Linked DNA regions of Homo sapiens: region 1 is linked to region 2. Evidence: read pairs that join two places in POLR2A ChIA-PET (ENCODE). Cell type or tissue: endothelial cell of umbilical vein. All regions are shown on one strand. Links, peaks and the distances in the headings refer to the core of each region. The heading gives the core; the rest is flanking DNA. Region 1 overlaps KATNIP (katanin interacting protein). Region 2 overlaps KATNIP (katanin interacting protein).

Region 1 (5,376 bases), core at 287-5,286, 120 kb after region 2:
GGCTGAGCTGCTTGGGTGAGTGATGAGCCAGGATTCATCCCCAAACCTTTTAAATCTAGCACCTAAGCTTCCCCCACCATGCCATCTGGCCTCTACACTGTAAGCCTAAGGCTGCTGGTAGCCATCTTGCCACCTGGTAGAGAGCAGACCTGCCACCAAAGAAGGCAGAGTCAAGAGGGACTAAGTCAGAGCACCTAGATCCATCCATGCCTGATGTCCACCCCTGAACTTTTCAGCTAGGTGAGGCAACAAATTCTCTTATTTTGCAGAAGCTGGTTTAAGGAAGGCTTCTATCACTTAAACAGAAGCTGACAGACATGGCCTGTGGACACTACTAAAGCTGAAGTCACAGAAGCATTGGCTCTTGTCAGACTTGGGGGACCACAGAGGAAATACGGGCTCAGAGAGGGGAAAGCAAGTGTGTCCATGGTCAGTGACAGCAGCCAGGACTGAAGCCCCCATGGCCTGGCACTTTCATGACCTGTGTCTTGCTCCTCCAAAAGTGTCCCCAGAGTAAGTGACAGTTTTCATGGGGTGTTTTTATCCTGCAGACATACCTTTCCTGAGTAACTTGCAGGAACCTCCTCTTAGCACCATTCTCTCTTCTAATCATATTCCATACAGTGACTTCTGGGGGTGGAGGGAGGAGGTAAAGAGAGCTATCTTAAAGGCTATTTCATGCCTAAGATCTGAGGATAGAGAACACTTTGATGGTGCTCTGTTGAAGGGCACATTGTTTATCCAAAACAGACTCGGGAAAGGGAAGCTGTCAACATTATCTCTGTCTGGTCACAAATTGCAGCTCTCTGATGGGATTTTTCCTAGAGTTTAATCTTGTGCTGGAAGCTAAGCTGATACCAGGAAGGTTTTAGACATGTCAATCTCCTTCCTGGCATTTTATCAGAAATTGATTCTCTTTGCTTTTCGGCACTGGAGTCTTGGCCCTGTTGTTGTTAAACTTGGGTGTTTGTGTACACATCTCCTGCAGTGCCCAACCTAACTGCAGAGGTCCTGGGACAGGCTGGGGACTCAGATACAAAGGAATTCCAACAGGGATGGATTATGCACCATTCTTCCATCATACCAAAGGGGCCCAATCTGTGTCCTTCTCTTTCTCAGCAAGACTTCTCCACCTGTGACTTTCAAGGGATTAGCTTTGTAAATAGGATATTTTCCCCTGCCAGTCCTAAATTATAATTGTTGACATTTATTGAGCTCTGAGTATGTGCCAGGTTCCATCCTAAGCACTTGACACGTATGAATTCACTGAATCCTTGCCACAGTCCTGTGAAATGCAGGTTTCATATCATCCCCATCTTATAGAGGGGGAAGTCGAATCACGAAAAGGTAAGTCACTTGCCTGAGTGATAGAACTAGCCTAGGAATCCACGCTGTTTGGTTCCAGGGTTCGCAAGCTCAATTCCTCTGCTGCACTGCTTCTAATCCTGCCCTGTGTCTTATTTGCCCTGCATAAATCAGAAGTTGTCAATGTTACCAGGGCCCCTCTCTTCAAGTTCTCAAAGCTGCAGAGAGACCAAGACCTCAAGAAGCAGAAAGACTGACAACAATAATTTCGCAAGTGGGAATACATTTGGCAGTTGAATCTAAAATAGATTTTGTTCTTCTCTGCCCAGAAATATGAACTAAAAGGTTTCATTCCCGTAAAAGTGCAGAGTTGGAATGTCAGCTGTCATACCAGGCTCTTTGTAATGCAACACCACCAACTTGCCTTTTCTTTTGTTTTCTTCCTTTAAAAAAACTTTTTTTAAAACAAAGCAATTGAGATCTGTAAATATGGACGGGGCAACAAGACTGAAATTGCAAGAACACGGAGAACTGAATGGAGAAAAGGGAAGGAAGTATCTGCAGTTTGCGCGCTAGTGGAGTCTGAAACTCACAGAAAAGTCACCTGTCTTTTCTGTAATCAGCCTGTAATCAGCCAAGACAAATCTTACGAGCTCAGGGCTGCAAGAGATGGCTTGCAGAAATCGAGGTGCTGCAATTCACAATTGCAATGTGGAACCAACCAAAATGCCCACCAATCAATGAGTAGGTAAAGAAACTGTGGTATGTATATATGATGGAATACTACTCAGCCATAAAAAGGAATGAATTAATGGCATTCGCAGCAACATGGATAGAACTGGAGACTATTATTCTAAATGAAGTAACTCAGGAATAGAAAACCAAACATTGTGTGTTTTCACTTACAAGTGGGAGCTAAGCTATGAGGATGCAAAGGCTATAAGAATGACACAGTGGACTTTGGGGACTCAGGGGGAAAGGGTGGGAAGGGGGTGAGGGATAAAAGACTACAAATTAGGTGTAGTGTATACTGCTTGGGTGATGGGTGCATCAATATCTCACACATCACCACTAAACAACTTATTCATTTTACCAAATACCACCGGTTCCCCCCAAACCTATGGTAAAACAAAAGAAATCAAGGTGCTAGATATACCCCCAAGTCCTTCTCAAGTAAACGTCCCTCCTCTCACCCCCACAAGACAAGTGAACTAGGGAACTATAGGAGTGGTCACTGAATGGGTCCATTGTGGGCACCTCGGTCAAGGACAGCCACACTTGAATCTGGTCAGCTTGCTACAAGATAACCTGGGGGAAAAAAAATAGCTCTATCCCTTTCATGCACTGTTAAAAGATGAATTGGAAACATCAATTTAAATAGAACACACACCCTTTGATCCATTAGTTCTACTTTTAAGCATTTAACCTTTGGCTATTCCTATGTGCACAGGGATGTCTGCTCCAGAATATTCTTTAAAGTATTCTTATAGTAGCAAAAGACTATTAATGACTAGATATTCATTAATCAAGAATTAGTAATACATTTATGCAATTATTTAGGACCAAAACCTGACCTGAAATGACATAAAATTTATAGCCTTTATTTACCCACTTAGTATAAATATTCATATTTTGCTGTACACATACATTATATATATATATGTTTTAGAGATGGGGCTTCACTATATTGCCCAACCTGGATTCAAACTCCTGGGGTCAAGTGAGCCACCCACCTCAGCATCCCAAGTAGCTGGTGGGATAACAAGCATCAGCCACCTCAATGAGTTCTGTACATATATTAATGTATTTGATTATAGAGTGCTTTTCCAGGTCCTTATAGGATGGTATAACTTTTTAAATATAAAAAAATGAAATATATTTGGCCTTAAATGTTTCGAGTAAAGAATTACATTCCTGTAAATTCACAATGGAGTACTAGGCAGCCATGAAAAGAGAGAGGTCTGTCCCTATGACCTGCTGAGGAATGCTCTCCAAGACATGTTGTTAAATGAAAAAAAAAAAAAAAAAATCAAGAAGAAAACAATGTGTATTGCATGAGGGGAATGGATGGGTGGGTAAAGGAGACAAAGCATATGTTCTGCATAGCTGCATACCTGTAGAATATTTCTAGAAGGACACATAAGAAATTGATTATAGTCGTTGCCTCCTGGGAGGGCAAATGAAGACTGGTGTCAGGAATATTGTATTCCCTGAATACTCTTGAGTATTGATTAGCCAGGCCAGACTCTCTCACTGGCCTGTGGCCTGGGCTTATAGAGGAGGAAGAGCTAATAGGAGGATCAAGACAGCAACAAGGACCAGGCTAGGTGGCTCACGCCTATAATCCCAGAACTTTGGGAGGCCAAGAGGGGAGGACTGCTTGAGCCTAGGAGTTCAAGATCAACCTGGGCAACACGGCAAAACCCTGTTTCTACAAAAAATACAACAATTAGCTGGGTCTGGTGGTGCACACCTGTGGTCTCCACTACTCAAGAGGCTGAGGTGGGAGGATCACTTGAACTTGGGAGGCAGAGGTTGCAGTAAGCTGATACAGCGCCACTGCACTCCAATCTGGGTAACACAGCGAGACCCTGTCTAAAACAAAAAAACAAAAAAGATAGCAACAAGATAAAGAGACCCAGAAGACCCAGAGGAGAGCAGAGGTGTGTCTGTGGTTGCACACTGAAGAGACAGAGAGGGCTGTCGAGATAACCTCGTCCCTGGAGGCACCCTGGATCCTGTACTCCCTCCATTGCTGTGTTCCCCTCAGACCTGTCTCCTCTTCTGCTTGGGAAAAATGAAGGAAGCCTCTAGCCTTGTACCAGAAGTCTCTGTTACTAGCAGGAAGGTGTGTGTGTGTGTATGTGTGTGCATGTGCATGCATGCAAAGGGAAGGCTTAACATTTTCTAGTTGGGTGAGTTCAATGACTTTTGCAATCCTTGCAAAGTCAGTTCAGCAGATGAGTGTGCTGTCAAGAGCATTTTTTGGAATCTCCAATCAACTGCAAAAACGGCCTTCCGTTATCATGGGAGGCTCTCAGAGTGGTTAAGAATGAGGGCCCTGGGGCTAGCCTGCCTGGGGGCCCAGGTGCCTGGGGACACACAGCCAGGAAGCAGGAAGGCTGGAATCAGCCTCAAGTCTGGCTGGAGTGAGGGAGGCCCCTTCTGTGAAAGTGTAATTAATTGTGCTGCCTTCTCCTTGTGAATCTCTCTGTTAAATCCTAGACACTTCAAGTAATATAACAACTAACATCTATGGAACACTTATGGTGTGCCCAGCACTGTGCTAGGTACGTTAATACATGACTGTATTAACCCTCTCCAAAGTGGACATTATCAAACAAGGTGAGAGGGCTCAAGTCCAAGGTCACACAGCTGGGATTTGAGGCAGAGCTGCTTGGCCTCAGGACCTGAACTGCAGCCCTCACAGCAAACTGGAGGTATTAATTCACAGAGTCAACAGTGGCCTCACAGTGGCTCTGAGCAGTAAGGGGACATGTCCCCAGCGCCATGCTCATGAGCCCCACAGTGCCCTGGGCACCAGTGTGGATGCTGTAGGGATGAATTGGAAGATGAATAAATATTTCTTCCTCCTCTGTGATCTCCTTTTTTCCAACACTGCATGATAAATTTACTTCCTAATGATTTTTGAGTAAACTACAATGACCACAATTTCAAAATCATTAATAATTCATGTCCAAGGGCCATAAACACTATATAATCTCCACAGGCAGGAACCATGAATACTTGTTAGAAATGAGGCTAAGAATATTTTTACCAGCTGAACTGAAATTACCTACTGACTTCAAGCCAACCATCAAAGCTACATTTTTCAGAAATGACTGTAACCTGGCCAGGCACAGTGACTCACGCCTGTAATCCCAGCACTTTGGAAGGCCGAGGTGGGCGGATCCCTTGAGGGCAGGAGTTTGAGGCCAGACTGGCTAACATGATGAAACCCCATCTCTACTACAAATACAAAAATTAGTCAGGCATGGTGGGACACACCCGTAATCTCACCTACTTGGGAAGCTGAGGCAGAAGGATCACTTAAACCCGGGAGGTGGAGGT
Region 2 (5,376 bases), core at 216-5,215:
TTTTTTTAATTAATAGCCAGCGAGACGTGCTATTGCTCTCAGTGTGTGTTTGGAGGGGCCTTGATTGCCACACGGTGGGAACGCGGATAGGGAGGAGGGAGAGAGGTCAGCTCACAGCTCCTGGATAAAAGATAGGGCCTGTTTTGATCAGCTGGGCCCTCGAAACCCACAGCTTCCTCCTGCTCCACAGCCATGTGGGGTCCTGGCCAAGCCTCTGCTGCCCTGGGTCTGAGTCCCAGGCATGCAGGACAGTGATAAAGCTAAACTGGCCTAGTTGACTCCAGGGGACTGGGAGTTAATGAGCTTGTGATAGTGTGGAGCAATCCAGGGCCAGGTGAGTGGTCAGTCTGGGGATTGCTGAAGAAGTGGCACCGTTCACCTTGCTTGTTGGTGGGAGGCAGGAGGACCAGATGGGAGGCAGGCTGCCTTTCAGAGGGGCTGCTAGAACTCCCACCCAGTGCAATCTGAAATGTGCAAATTCCTCAGCTGCGTTCGTAAATGAAAAAGCTGAAGGATCTGTTAACTAAGCAAGTGTCACAACTCGTCTGTTGCTACTCAGTGGCTCCTCCTGCTTCTGCACTGCCCAATTTGGGATCCCACTTGGCGGTGGGAGGGGGACACTGGCTGGGAAGTTCCTGGCCCCTGTCATTCATTGTCCCCGCTCTTGCTGAGACCACTTGATTTTCCTTGGGGGAAAGCCACGGCGTCTCTTTTCTCAGCCATAAAGCATAGGGGAACTGACCCTTTCCCACTCCAGGGAGGTGCCTGACTGGTCCAAGGAAGCAATGTGTCCTGTCCCCTCGGCTGCCAGAAGGGAGCAGCTCAGTGACAGGCAAGCACCCCAGCACAGGTCGGTGCAAGCACACCAGTCACAGATTTACATGGGGAGAAACAGGCTTCTCTCCTGACAGTGGAGTCTGATGATACAGGGGTGCAAGGTAGAACCATTCTAGCTATTTGGGGACCATGAGGAGGGAGCAGAGATGGGACTGAGCTCCAGGGGGTGGGACTGAGCTTTCCACTGTGCAGACAGAGGGGAAAGACACAGTGCGAGCTGCTGGACCAGGCTCCACCTGGCCCTCCCTGTGTCATTTTCAATGAGAAGAGTCTGTCATTTTTCTGCTCTTTGTTGTATAAGTCAGTTTGCCCTGGATTTTCTGTCTCCCGTAATATAAGGAGACTTGGTCAGGTGTGGTGACTCACAGCTGTAATCCCAGCATTTTGGGATGCTGAGGCGGGAGGATTGCTTGAGCCCAGAAGTTCAAGACCAGCCTGGGCACCACAGCAAGGATTCATCTCTACAAAATTTTTTTAAAAAACAGCCAGGTGTGCTGGGGGGCCCCTGTAGTCCCAGCTACTCAGGAGGCCAAGGTGGGAGGATCGAGTGAGCAAGGAGTTCAAGGCTGCAGTGAGCTGTGATCACACCCACTGCACTCCAGCTTAGAAGAAAGAGCAAGGCCCTGTCTCTAAAATTAATTAATTAATTAAAACAATAAAAATAAAGAAACTATTCCATGCAGTGGGGAGCACAGCTTTGATTTTTCTCGGTGAACTTGCAGCAGATATTTGCTGGTTTCTCCCTGCACTGAGCTGCATGCTTTCAGAGACCTTTCCTGTTTCATCCTCACAGTGGCCTGTGGGGCATGGATTATTGACCCTATCTGAGAGCCAGGACCAGACAGCTTAAGAGGCTTGTCTAAGGTCACACAATCTCTCAATGATGGTGCCAGATTCAAAGCTGGAACTCTAGTCCAGGCCAGGCCAGCTCAGGGGCCTTTCTGCTCTCATAGGATTTTATATGTGGCTTTGGGAGGACTTTGCATTAAGTCCTCACCGGCCAGTAGTAAGATTGGTGACCACCATACCAAATAATACTAAGAATGGCTTGAGTGAAGGTAGGGGCAGAAGGGAGTGCTGGGACACACACCTTTTAGCACAAAAGAAAATGGAGGCTGGGTGTGGTGGCTCACGCCTATAATCCCAGCACTTTGGGAGGCCGAGGTGGGTGGATCACTTGAGGCCAGGAATTAGAGACCAGCCTGGCCAACATGGCAAAAACCCATCTCTACTAAAAATACAAAAATTAGCTGGGCATGGTGATGCGTGCCTGTAATCCCAGCTACTCAGTCGGCTGAGGCAGGAGAATAGTTTGAACCTGGGAGGCAGAGGTTGCCATGAGCCAAGATGGTGCCACTGCACTCCAGCCTGGGCGACAGAACAAGGCTCTGTCTAAGAAAAAAAAAAAAAAAAAAAAGAAAAAAAAGAAAAGAACGAAAATCGAATCACCGTTAATCCTACCACTCTGATGCCACAGTTCCCTTTTGTATTTTGTGTCCTAGCTCCATCAACACACTCATATGGCCACATCTTTGTGTGGTTGTCACAATCATTTTGGACTTGAAGATTAACATCACCTTTTACAGTCAGGCTGATATCTCTAACGTTTCCTGTCTGCATCGTCTCGTAATGATAGCTTCCATCCTTTTATACTACTGCATCGTGCTGATGTATTATACTTTCCTGATTAACTCCATTGTTATGAGACATTTAGGTTTTAAAAAAAAATGTCTTCCCTACTTCCAATAATTCTATAACAGACATCTTCCTGCCTCTAGCTTTTTAGTTCTGTGGGGTGATTTCCTTAGATAAGGAAGTGGGATTGTGGGGCGGAAAGACATAAGTGTTTCTCAGGCTCTTCCTAAGGTCAAGCATTCTGTTTTCCAAGAGGATTTCACCTGTTTATACAGCTGCCTGCCACGTATGTGGGACTGCCGCAGCTTTATTGTAACCTTGCTAGCACTAGAGGTTATCATCAGAAATAATTTGTCAATTCAGAGCTCAAATGGGACATTTAGGTTGCTGTAATTTGCATTTCTTGATTGCCAGCGATGTTGGACATTTTCCTATGGGCTTCCACGCTATTTATATTTCCTCTTGTGCAGACAGGCTTCTCTCTGCTGAAACTTCTGGCCTACATCTTCCTTTCTCTACCCCTGCTCTTCATCATATATACCTCTGTGTGCCAGGGAGGGGGGGGGCGGTGGAAACACAGGCAGAGAGATGCTCATTTAACCACTGTCAGAGCAATCCTCACTGATGCGAAATGCCTGTTCTGAGGGAACTTCCTGAATGTACAACTGAAAATCAAGTCAAGGCTCTCACCTCTGTGTCTGATACTTGCTCCTTGGTTGGTGAAACCACCCTGCCGAGATGGGCAGAGTCACTTTCGACGGCCTGGAGGACTTTCAGAAGCTTCTGCTGTTGTCTGAAATGGGATTTGGTTTTAGCAAACAGGAAGTAGTAAATGATACACAAAAGAGAACATTCCAATCAAAAGTGCTGCACTCGGGGATAGGAAATGATTTGAAGGGGAAGTATGCACTCTGTATCCAGTTCAAAGGCAAGGGCAGGCTTGCTGTTTTTCTCCCTTTATAAATGGCTACACAATTAGTGATGGAATCAGAGCCCAGCTGGGGAAACACTGCTTGGGGCAAGGTGGCCAGCTGACCTCCCTAAGCTTAGAACTTGAGAGTCAAGAGCAGAGGTCAGCTGAACTAAGGCCTACGGGTCAAATCCAGCCCGTGACCTGTTTTTGTATAGCCTGTGAGCTAAGAATGGTTTATGTTTTTAAAAGGTTGTACAAAGAAACAAACTATAACAACAACAATAACAACAACAAAACCAACCGCAAAGCATATTTACTATCTGGCCCTTTATAGCAACAATTTGCTGACTCCTGGGCTGGAGATCTGCTCTGCTCCTCTTGTTTCTGAGGACATGGCATTCTAAACCCAGCAGAGCGTGCCTTCATCATTTGCAAACATGCCCACGTGTGCAGTTTAAGGCTGGGTACCCCCAAGGCCCTGAAGCACAAAGGATCTCGATGCCGAGGAACCAAGCATTTGGCGGAGTGCATGCTGCTTGTAATAAAACTGCATCAGATGTAAAATATCCTCATGGCCCAGCCTTTTCTTTCTTTCTTTTTTTTTTTTTGAGATGGAGTTTTGCTCTTGTTGCCCAGGCTGGAGTGCAATGGCACAGTCTCGGCTCACTACAACCTCTGCCTCTGGGGTTCAAGCAATTCTCCTTCCTCAGCTTCCTGAGTAGCAGGGATTACAGGGGCTCGCCACCATGCCCAGCTAATTTTTGTATTTTTAGTAGAGATGGGTTTTCGCCATGTTGGCCAGGCTGGTGTCGACCTCCTGACCTCAGGTGATTTGCCCACCTGGGCCTCCGTAAGTGCTGGGATTACAGGCATGAGCCACTGCACCGGGCGGCCTTTTCACATGCAGGGGAATCTGCGAGTTCTTATTATGGCCACAATGGTACACAGCCCTGATTTCCACCTGGGGCCTGGAGAGTCTTAAAGGAATGGATGGCGCTGCCTTTAGCCTATTCAGTTTTCCTTTAAGTTATAACAAAGGGCTCCCTCTAGGTAGACACAGACCTGGAGGGCACACAGCTTGGCTAGTGAATTCCTTCTTCATGCAGAAAAACGACCACCCCCTTTCTGGGCTGATGCAGCCCCAGGCCAGACCCTCAGCTTAGTAACCAGCACACAGGCTGGATTTCAGCCCCTTCTCGCCTCTCAGCCAGGCACTTTGCACAGTGCACAACATGCACAGCTGTGCAGTGGCCCTCAGAGTGTGTCTGTGTGCCATGGCATGCTAGAAACTACAGGCTCTCAGCCTGACGCATCTTTCTGAAGATCTATTTTGTCTGAAGACTAGAGGGAAGGCTTTATTTTGATAATAAAACCTGACAGTTCCAATAACTGCTGCTACACGTTAATGGAACAGAATGCTGAGTTTGAACAAACTTTTAATAGAGAAAAGGAGCTTCGAAGGACGCTGCTGTGGGCCAACCTCGCCCCCTAGACCAGCTGGGGAACAAGTTTAACACCCTGTGCTGCATGGGGTATTCTACTGGAAACCTGGAGAAGGTTCAAGTTCTACACAGGTTGGGGCCAAACTGACCAAGATAAGAGCCATATGCCTAAAAGAAATCAAGTCAATTTGAGAGCTTTAGGGCTGGTGGGGGAGACAGAGTATAGTCTAAAGGAATAGTTTAACAGAGTTTGGGGTCAGGTGTAGTGGCTTACGCCTGTTTGAGAGGCCGAGGTGGGTGGACTGCTTGAGCCCAGGAGCTGGAGACCAACCTGGGCAACGTTGTGAGACCCCCTCTACAAAAAAGTACACAAATTAGCTGGGTGCGGTGGCACACACCTGTGATCCCAGATACTCAGGAGGCTGAGGCTGGAGGATCATTTTAACCCAGGAGTTTGAGGCTGCAGTGAGCTGTTTGTGCCACTGCACTCCAGCCTGGGCAACAGAGCAAGATTCCATCTTAAAGAAAGAAATAAGGGGTCTGAAAAAA

What was found. Peaks named below come from ENCODE experiments on the same cell type or tissue, not always from the same donor. Only the 100,000 strongest peaks of a DNase experiment are listed, where the experiment ranks them.
Region 1: POLR2A ChIA-PET joins it to region 2 with 7 read pairs; 2 of 35 experiments call an interaction of 5 or more read pairs at or near these places.

What each region holds. Positions count from the first base shown.
Region 1 is chr16:27,578,658-27,584,033 of GRCh38, reverse strand. All of the region lies in intron 2 of KATNIP (katanin interacting protein), which reads right to left. Among named protein-coding and RNA genes, the nearest start is that of KATNIP, 31 kb to the right of the region's middle. In endothelial cell of umbilical vein, for the core only: no CTCF peak of the experiment used is centred there; no DNase peak of the experiment used is centred there; H3K27ac peaks cover 318 bases.
Region 2 is chr16:27,701,785-27,707,160 of GRCh38, reverse strand. KATNIP (katanin interacting protein) reads right to left here. Exons shown (of 28, transcript NM_015202.5): 12 at 3,163-3,265. Among named protein-coding and RNA genes, the nearest start is that of KATNIP, 150 kb to the right of the region's middle. RefSeq lists enhancers at 3,902-4,401, 4,402-4,903. In endothelial cell of umbilical vein, for the core only: no CTCF peak of the experiment used is centred there; DNase peaks (open chromatin) are centred at 2,720 and 3,350; H3K27ac peaks cover 1,860 bases.